Regions from separate parts of the Homo sapiens genome. Here region 2 is linked to region 1. The links are chromatin contacts, found by Hi-C in ENCODE. All regions are on one chromosome and are shown on one strand. Each heading gives the region's core, a stretch centred on a gene start or an enhancer-like site at or near the end of the contact. The rest is flanking DNA. Distances are from core to core; before and after follow the strand shown. Region 1 holds the start of CTSL (cathepsin L). Region 2 overlaps GAS1RR (GAS1 adjacent regulatory RNA).

Region 1 (4,107 bases), core at 452-2,951:
CACCTGTAATTCCAGCACTCTGGGAGGCCAAGGCAGGCGAATCACGAGGTCAGGAGTTCAAGACCAGTCTGGTCAATATGGTGAAACCCCATCTCTACTAAAAATACAAAAATTAGCCAGGCGTGGTGGTGCGCGCCTGTAGTCCCAGCTCCTCTGGAGGCTGAGGCAGAGGAATCACTTGAACCCAGGAGGCAGACATTGCAGTGAGCTGCGATTGCGCCACTGCACTCCAGCCTGAACAACAGAGCCAGACTCCGTCTCAAAAAAAAAAAAAGAGGAATAATCTCCAAAATAGTAAACAAATTCCTGCAGACAGGAAATATAATGGTAGATACCTGAGCTAGGAGAGGGGGAATGGGGAACTATTATTCAATGGATACAGTTTCAGTTTAGGAAGATAAACAAGCTCTGGGAATAAACAGTAGTAATGGTTACACAATGTGAAGGTACTTAATGCTACTGAACTCAAAGTTGGTTAAAATGGTACTTGCTATGTGAGGTATATTTTACCACTTAAAAAACTATAGGTGATTGTGCTTCTAAAAGAGTTATCAGTTTAATCTTCAATAGAAATCAATGGACTTTGTTCATTTTTAACAAAGTCAAAATATGCATACGAAAAGGTTATGGGGTAAAGGCAGAGGTAATTATTTTTTTCCCCGAAAGGTATTTTCTACAATGAATGTTTTTATGTAATAAAAAATGAAATGACAAAAGTTTAGAATGTTTGTGGGTTTTGTTCCTTAAATCCTTAATTACATAAATTAATATCTACATTATACAGATTAAGATACATATTTTTCCTCTATCTACAACATTTCTCCATTCTCTGTATCTTAAATCCTGACATTAAATGTCATTAAATTTCTTAAATCTCAAGAGAACGACTTGGTTACCAAGGAAGATATAATCCATAGCCTAGAGAGTGGGCGAATAAAAGCAGCTTCTAATGTTCTCAACTGCTTTTCTCCTGTCAACCAAATGTTTCTGTAAATAACTCATTTCTGTTGGTTTTGGGTAAGACGTGGGAGAAGGAAGAATCCCTGAATGGAGGAGTCTGGAAAGGATGCTTGACAAAACGCCCGCGCTCTCTGGAGACGCAGCCAGTCTCCTCCCTCCTAGGGTCTGGTCTTGACGATAGCATCTCGTGTTTTGGGGATGCCTTTCCTTACCAGATTCTTCTAAAGCCCAGCTGCACCCACCCTTAAGTGGGAGATAAGGCTTCTGCCCGCGGGCTCTGCGTTCGTCCACCCGGCCCCACGTTTGCTGTGGACTAAACAGGAGCCACTGGACTAGAGTACACTTGACTCTCGGCTCTGCGGACCAAAAATTCCAGGACTAAGGAATAGCAAGGTTAGGCTGAAACAGTCCACACAGGGCTTGCGGTAAACGTCTTTTCAGGAGCCACTCGCCCAGTGCAGTAAGTCGTGTACTTAGTTGACTCGAGCGCTCCAGGGAGACGCCCGACCCTACTCTGCGCCGCCCCGGGGCACCAGCTCTGCTTCCTCCAGGTCCACTGAGGCAGGCACGCCCAGCTCTGGGACAGTCAGTAAACAAGCCACGAACCGCGCCAGGGATCAGAGCACCCAGAGTCCCCGCCCAGCTGCCGGCACAGCCAATCGCAGCGCAGCCAGGCGGCGGGGCGGTGCCGGCCGAACCCAGACCCGAGGTTTTAGAAGCAGAGTCAGGCGAAGCTGGGCCAGAACCGCGACCTCCGCAACCTTGAGCGGCATCCGTGGAGTGCGCCTGCGCAGCTACGACCGCAGCAGGAAAGCGCCGCCGGCCAGGCCCAGCTGTGGCCGGACAGGGACTGGAAGAGAGGACGCGGTCGAGTAGGTGTGCACCAGCCCTGGCAACGAGAGCGTCTACCCCGAACTCTGCTGGCCTTGAGGTGGGGAAGCCGGGGAGGGCAGTTGAGGACCCCGCGGAGGCGCGTGACTGGTTGAGCGGGCAGGCCAGCCTCCGAGCCGGGTGGACACAGGTACCGCAGCCAGGCCGCGCCGCGCCGACTCAGGGCCTGGCCCGGCCAGACAGGGAAGCTCAGTCCCCGCACGCCAGACAGCGGTACTCCTGCTGGCGTCACCGCAAACATCCTCTGACCGCTACAGCCAGTGTGTGGCGCAGGCGTCATGTCCCCGGCCCTGCCACGCCTGGAGCCCTGGAAGCTGGCTGCAGGGCGCTGGCTTCCCGCGTGCGGCCATATGACCCCGTCCCTGATTTAGGGGAGCAGTTTGGGGTGTCGGCAGCACAGGCCCAAGTGAATGAAGGAGGGAGCAGTGCGTGCTCTCCTTCCCAGTTTTTCCTGGGAAAGCATTTCAGAAAGGTTTCATTTAAGGAGAGGTTGGGGCGGCGCGGTGGCTCACTCCTGTAATCCCAGCACTTTGGGAGGCTGAGGTGGGCGGATCACCTGAGGTCAGTAGTTCGAGACCAGCCTGGCCAACATGGTGAAACCCCGTCTCTACTGAAAATACAAAATTAGACGGGCGAGGCGGCGCACGCCTGTAGTTCCAGCTATTCAAGAGGCTGAGGAAGAATGGCTTGAACCCGGGAGGCAGAGGTTGCTGTGAGCCGATATCGCGCCGTTGAACTCCAGCCTGGGCCACAGAGCAAGACTCCATCTCAAAAAATAAATAAATAAATAAATAAATAAATAAATAAATAAATAGGAGAGATTGGAAAACTTATCTCAGCTTTTGGTGTTTGTTAGTCAGGAAGATGTGTGAAGGCCTCCTAACTCTTGGGGATCTCTTTGTCCCTACTTGGGAATCCCACCTTATCATTAGTGAGGTTTTGCCTGGGCACGAAACCTGGATTTTTTGCGATTGGTACAAAACCTGGATCAACCGTTTCCCGGTTTCCTAGTTGTTGCCTTAAGCTTCTCACACACAAGGTAGTTTCATACCGTTCTCATAACCTAAATTGTCATCGCATAAACTGTTTCAGCTCCTACAGCTCTGGACAGGCTGCTTTTCATTTTGGTGAGTCCATCCAGTACCTCCACGTGCCCTGTTTTTCTCCAGGCACATCCTTGGCCTCTTCCACAGTCCTTGGGTAAATGCTTGGGAGAATAATTTAAATATTTTTATTCTACCATGGTGGCCCTAATTTTTCAGGGGGCAGTAAGATGGCTTTTTAGGATTGGTCTAATCAGATCCTCATTTTTGTTCCCTTCCTAGGTTTTAAAACATGAATCCTACACTCATCCTTGCTGCCTTTTGCCTGGGAATTGCCTCAGCTACTCTAACATTTGATCACAGTTTAGAGGCACAGTGGACCAAGTGGAAGGCGATGCACAACAGATTATACGGCATGGTTAGTGAAACTTCCCCAGAAAGAATAGTCCTGGCTGTTGAGAAGTTTTAGTCAGAGAGTAGCTTCTAGAGGCCAGCTTTTACCAATAGCCTAATGTAATAACCTAATGGCGTGGATTATGAGCACAATGTGGACATTCATCCTTGTTGTGTCTCAGTTTGGAGAACAGCATCCCCAGAGGTGTCAAGCCTTCCCTTGCCATGGTTTCTCTTCCATCTCTGTCTGCAGATTCACTTGGTGAGGATGAGTTGGGTTTTAGGTAGAAGTAAAGAGCATCAGTTACATGTTTGCCTCTAGAATGAAGAAGGATGGAGGAGAGCAGTGTGGGAGAAGAACATGAAGATGATTGAACTGCACAATCAGGAATACAGGGAAGGGAAACACAGCTTCACAATGGCCATGAACGCCTTTGGAGACATGGTAAGTGTGCTGTGGACTGCCGAGCTCTGTGCTTCCTCTCTTCGGTTCTTTACTAAGGTAATCTCTTGCTTTTCAACATTTTATTTCCTTTTCCTTGAAGACCAGTGAAGAATTCAGGCAGGTGATGAATGGCTTTCAAAACCGTAAGCCCAGGAAGGGGAAAGTGTTCCAGGAACCTCTGTTTTATGAGGCCCCCAGATCTGTGGATTGGAGAGAGAAAGGCTACGTGACTCCTGTGAAGAATCAGGTGAGACAGTGTCAGGTTCAGACCTCCCATCTTCCCAGGAAAGCCAAGAAGTGATTGACATCTTTGTTTTGGTAGACTTTAAAGTGATGTACAGTTCACTTTTTAACAGTATTCAGATGTGTGAGCTG
Region 2 (3,918 bases), core at 1,121-3,620, 760 kb before region 1:
TGGATATGACTCACATTTTTTAGACAGCCTGTTGGATACTTGCTACAAATAATTTCATGTGTCTAATTTAATGGTACAGCTATATAGGGCAAGAAGGAAAAAATAGGAGGGCAGGGAAGCTAAAGAAGAAAGGGAACAGCAAGCAAGGTTTAGATGTAATTGTTTGAGAGTGCTGCCTTAGGAAATAGTAATCTCTTTTGAGGTTTGTAGTCTCGGAATTCTTTTTTTTTTGAGTCAGAGTCTTGCTCTGTCTTCCAGGCTGGAGTGCAGTGGCACAATTTCAACTCACTGCAACCTCTGCCTCCTGGGCTCAAGCAATTCTCCTGCCTCAACCTCCTGAGTAGCTGGGATTACAGGTGTGTGCCACCACACCTGGCTAATTTTTGTATTTTTAGTAGAGACGGAGTTTCACCATGTTGGCCAGCCTGGTCTCGAACTCCTGACCTCAGGTGATCCACCTGCCTCAGCCTCCCAAAGTGCTTGGATTACAGGCTTGAGTCGCGGTGCTCAGCCTAGTCTCTGCATTTTTACTACAGCAAATATTAATGCTTCAATGTCATATATAGCCAGTAAAGCAGAGTCTTCATATTCAAAGTGAAACGTATTTAGGACTGTTTTTTCTCAGTTAACAGTGAAATCAGGGGGGTAACGGTGTTACTAATGATTTCCTATGTATTGACCCAGGGTAGAAAGTTCCTTTCTAGGGGCTGTTGACTTTATGAATCAGGATTATCATCTGAGAGCGCGGGAAGCCTGGTTGGGAGGGTCAGTTGCCAAATAAACAACCTGGGGAACTCTGTGTCTCAAGCAAGAGAAGGACATATTTATTAAACACACATGGTGCTATGGTTTAAATCTGTCTCCCAGTTCAAATTTCATGTCCAATTTTAATCCCTAATGCTGGAGGTAGGGTCTGGTGGGAGGTGACTGCATCATGGGGGCGTTGTTCTCATGAATGGTTTAGCACCACCCATCCTGGTACTGTATAGTGGGCGAGTTCTTACGAGAGATCTGGTTGTTTAAAAGTGTGAGGCACCTTCCTGCTCCCCCTTCCTCCTGCTCTGGCCGTTTGAAGTGCTCTCTGCCACTTTGCCTTCCACCATGTTTGTAAGTTTTCTGGAGGCCTGCCCAGAAGCCGAGCAGATGCCGACACCACGTTCCTGTACAGTCTGTGGAACCATGAGCCAATTACACTTCTTTTCTTTATAAATTACCTGGTCTCAGGTATTTCTTTATAGCAGGGTAAGAACAGACTAATACATTTGGGCAACTGATTTTGCCATTTACATTGCAATTTTATTTTAGTGATTAGCCCAATATTGCACCTTGCAAAACTATCTCCTTCATGGATTTTATTTATTTATTTATTTATTTATTTATTTATTTTGAGACAGAGTCTTGCTCTGTCATCCAGGCTGGAGTGCAGTGGCATGATCTCGGCTCACTGCAACCTTCACCTCCTGGGTTCAAGCAATTCTCCTGCCTCAGCCTCCCCAGTAGCTGGGATTACTGGCGCACACCACCACACCCAGCTAATTTTTGTATTTTTAGTAGAGACAAGGTTTCACTATGTTGGCCAGGCTGGTCTCGAACTCCTGACCTTGTGATCTGCCTGCCTCAGCCTCCCAAAGTGCTGGGATTACAGAGGTGAACCACCACACCCAGCCAAGGATTATCATTATTATTGATGATTAATTTTTTTTTTTTTTTGAGACGGAGTCTCGCTCTGTCACCCAGGCTGGAGTGCAGTGGCATGATCTTGGCTCACTGCAAGCTCCGCCTCCCGAGTTCGTGCCATTCTCCTGCCTCAGCTTCCCGAGTAGCTGGGACTACAGGCGCCCGCCACCACGCCCGGCTAATTTTTTGTATTTTCAGTGGAGACGGGGTTTCACCACGTTAACCAGGATGGTCTCGATCTCCTGACCTCGTGATCCACCTTCCTCGGCCTCCCAAAGTGCTGGGATTACAGGCATAAGCCACCGCACCCGGCCATTGATGATTAATTTTTATTGAGCATTCATATTTTCAGGAGATGTGGTGGGCTGAATACCTACTCTATGCTAGAGTGTACTAGGTTTATATGTGCACCATGCCCTTAATCCTAACATCATTCTACCTATTTGCAGATGCATGGCTTGAGATGCCCAGAGCCATAGTGCTAGCAAGCAACTGGGATATGGAGCTAGATCTCTCTGACTCCAACATCTTGCCTCACTTGCCTCATTGTACATGATGTGCTATCAAGTGCTTACTTTGAGCAGCTGCTGGGAAACAGGTCTGCTGGGGCCTCAAACAATCATTTGGTCTTTAGTCTCTGGTTTAATGTTGGCCAATTATTTTAGCCAACAAACCAAGCAGGTTGGAGGAGTGGGCTGGCTTTGACATCAGCATGTCGAGACTGGCAACCCCGCCTCAGCTCTGATATCATCACGGTGAAGTCAGCCTGGCGTGGCCCCCACTCACAATTCCTGTCAGAATTGTGGTCTAGCCACAAGCCAGACACCGTAGGCTCCAAGAACTGGTAAAAAGCCTGGGCGAAATAGATTGGTGGGAAATGTGCATTCCGTGGGCAGCCAGCTTCCCAAGGCTGCCAACCTTTGCTTTCCTAAAGAGAAAGAAGATTAAGTAGTTAGCTGCCTTGGATTCAGGATGCCAATTTCAACACTACACATGTGCAGAGTGATCCCTTTTGATTGTTTAGGCAACGCTGGAGAGAAATGTGTCTAAAATTATTTTATGTCATTTCAAATGTTCCTATTCTCCATTTTGTGTATGAGCTTCTTGGTGACTTCTTTGAGTCATTCTGATATTTGTGTGCATAGCTAAATGTATATGTGACATAAGCTGTTTTGAGCACCTACATTATAATGTGTCAGGGACAACAGTGCCTCTCTCTTTTCTGAATGTATTTAGCCAGTTAGTGTTAATGTTACCTAAGCTGACACTCCACCATTGTGCCATCGGCTCCAGATCCAGTCCCTGTCCTTCCCCTTCTCTCCCCTCTTCTGTATCACTGAGAGCTTTACCCTGCTGGCTGACTTTCTCAGGCTTCCTTGTAAGCTGTTTTTCAGCAGGGTTTGGCTGAGGGGAGGCACTGGTGAGGGACAAAGGAGAAAGAAAGAAGGGAGAATCCAGGATGTTTTTCCTGTCCCTCTTTGCCTCAAGCAGCATCCCCCGACTCCACACCTCCATTACCCACTTGGCTGCCATAGTTCTCACTGGTTCCTGTGACCTGACCCTTGGGCTCAGGTAACTATGATCTTTCTCTCTGTCCTTCTAGCCTTGGAGACGTGGCAGCTCCCTGCTCATGCAGATCTCTGGGTTACACCGCTGTGCCTGGTTCAGCTTCCTAGCATCTATTATCTATGTAAGGAATTTAATTCTCTCTCTTTGATGTACCCACAGTGGTTTCTGCCTTCTTAGGTGGATCCTGATAAATATAATTACGCTAGTTTTTGTCGCACTTAGGAATGTTTCAGATGCCTATGAATTGCCTTTAAGAGATTTTGGTAAGATATAGTTTAGGGGTCTTTCTTTTAGTTCAACAAACATTCAGTGGGTACCTACTATGCACAACACAAGTTTGTAGGTGAATAGTTATTGATTGTTACACAGCCAGCATCTAAAAAGATGAGACGATCTGAAGAGCGTTCTTTTCAGGTCAGTGGAATGTAATCAGCACAATTGATTTATTGCCTGCACTTAATAAGAGATATTAGGAGACAAAAACATTTATTAATGTTCTTGTTTGATCAGTGTTAATGTCAAGGCTTGTTATACGGGGGTGCCATCAAATCGCCTGCTCGTACATATTCTCACAGAGCACCAAAAATTCCATCCAAATAAATTATTGTTATTATTATTTCAACTGATTCATTTGGCAGGAAAAGTTGGGATCAGAAGAGCAGGTGAGCCATG

Evidence for each region. A loop is a pair of places that touch in the nucleus more often than their neighbours do.
Region 2: a map of ascending aorta shows a loop between it and region 1 (4-fold over the local background). The contact joins the enhancer-like site here to the promoter of CTSL in region 1. A Hi-C loop is called at or near these places in 1 of 168 maps with a recorded cell type or tissue (ascending aorta).

What each region holds. Positions count from the first base shown.
Region 1 is chr9:87,724,418-87,728,524 of GRCh38, forward strand. It overlaps CTSL (cathepsin L), which reads left to right and starts at 1,702. Exons shown (of 8, transcript NM_001912.5): 1 at 1,702-1,981; 2 at 3,177-3,312; 3 at 3,610-3,732; 4 at 3,833-3,979. The coding sequence starts at 3,187. RefSeq lists promoters at 1-1,775, 126-1,747, 230-1,775, 242-1,674, 444-1,775 and 7 more, cis regulatory regions at 691-693, 759-761, 918-1,105, 1,103-1,110, 1,182-1,332 and 12 more and an enhancer at 1,493-2,014.
Region 2 is chr9:86,966,210-86,970,127 of GRCh38, forward strand. The region is part of intron 2 of GAS1RR (GAS1 adjacent regulatory RNA); the gene reads left to right. Among named protein-coding and RNA genes, the nearest start is that of GAS1RR, 19 kb to the left of the region's middle. RefSeq lists an enhancer at 3,720-3,889. Within about 2 kb of position 2,371, at least 4 of the 41 ENCODE cell types and tissues checked have a DNase peak (open chromatin) inside an H3K27ac peak, as active enhancers do; they include ascending aorta, where a contact is called at or near this core.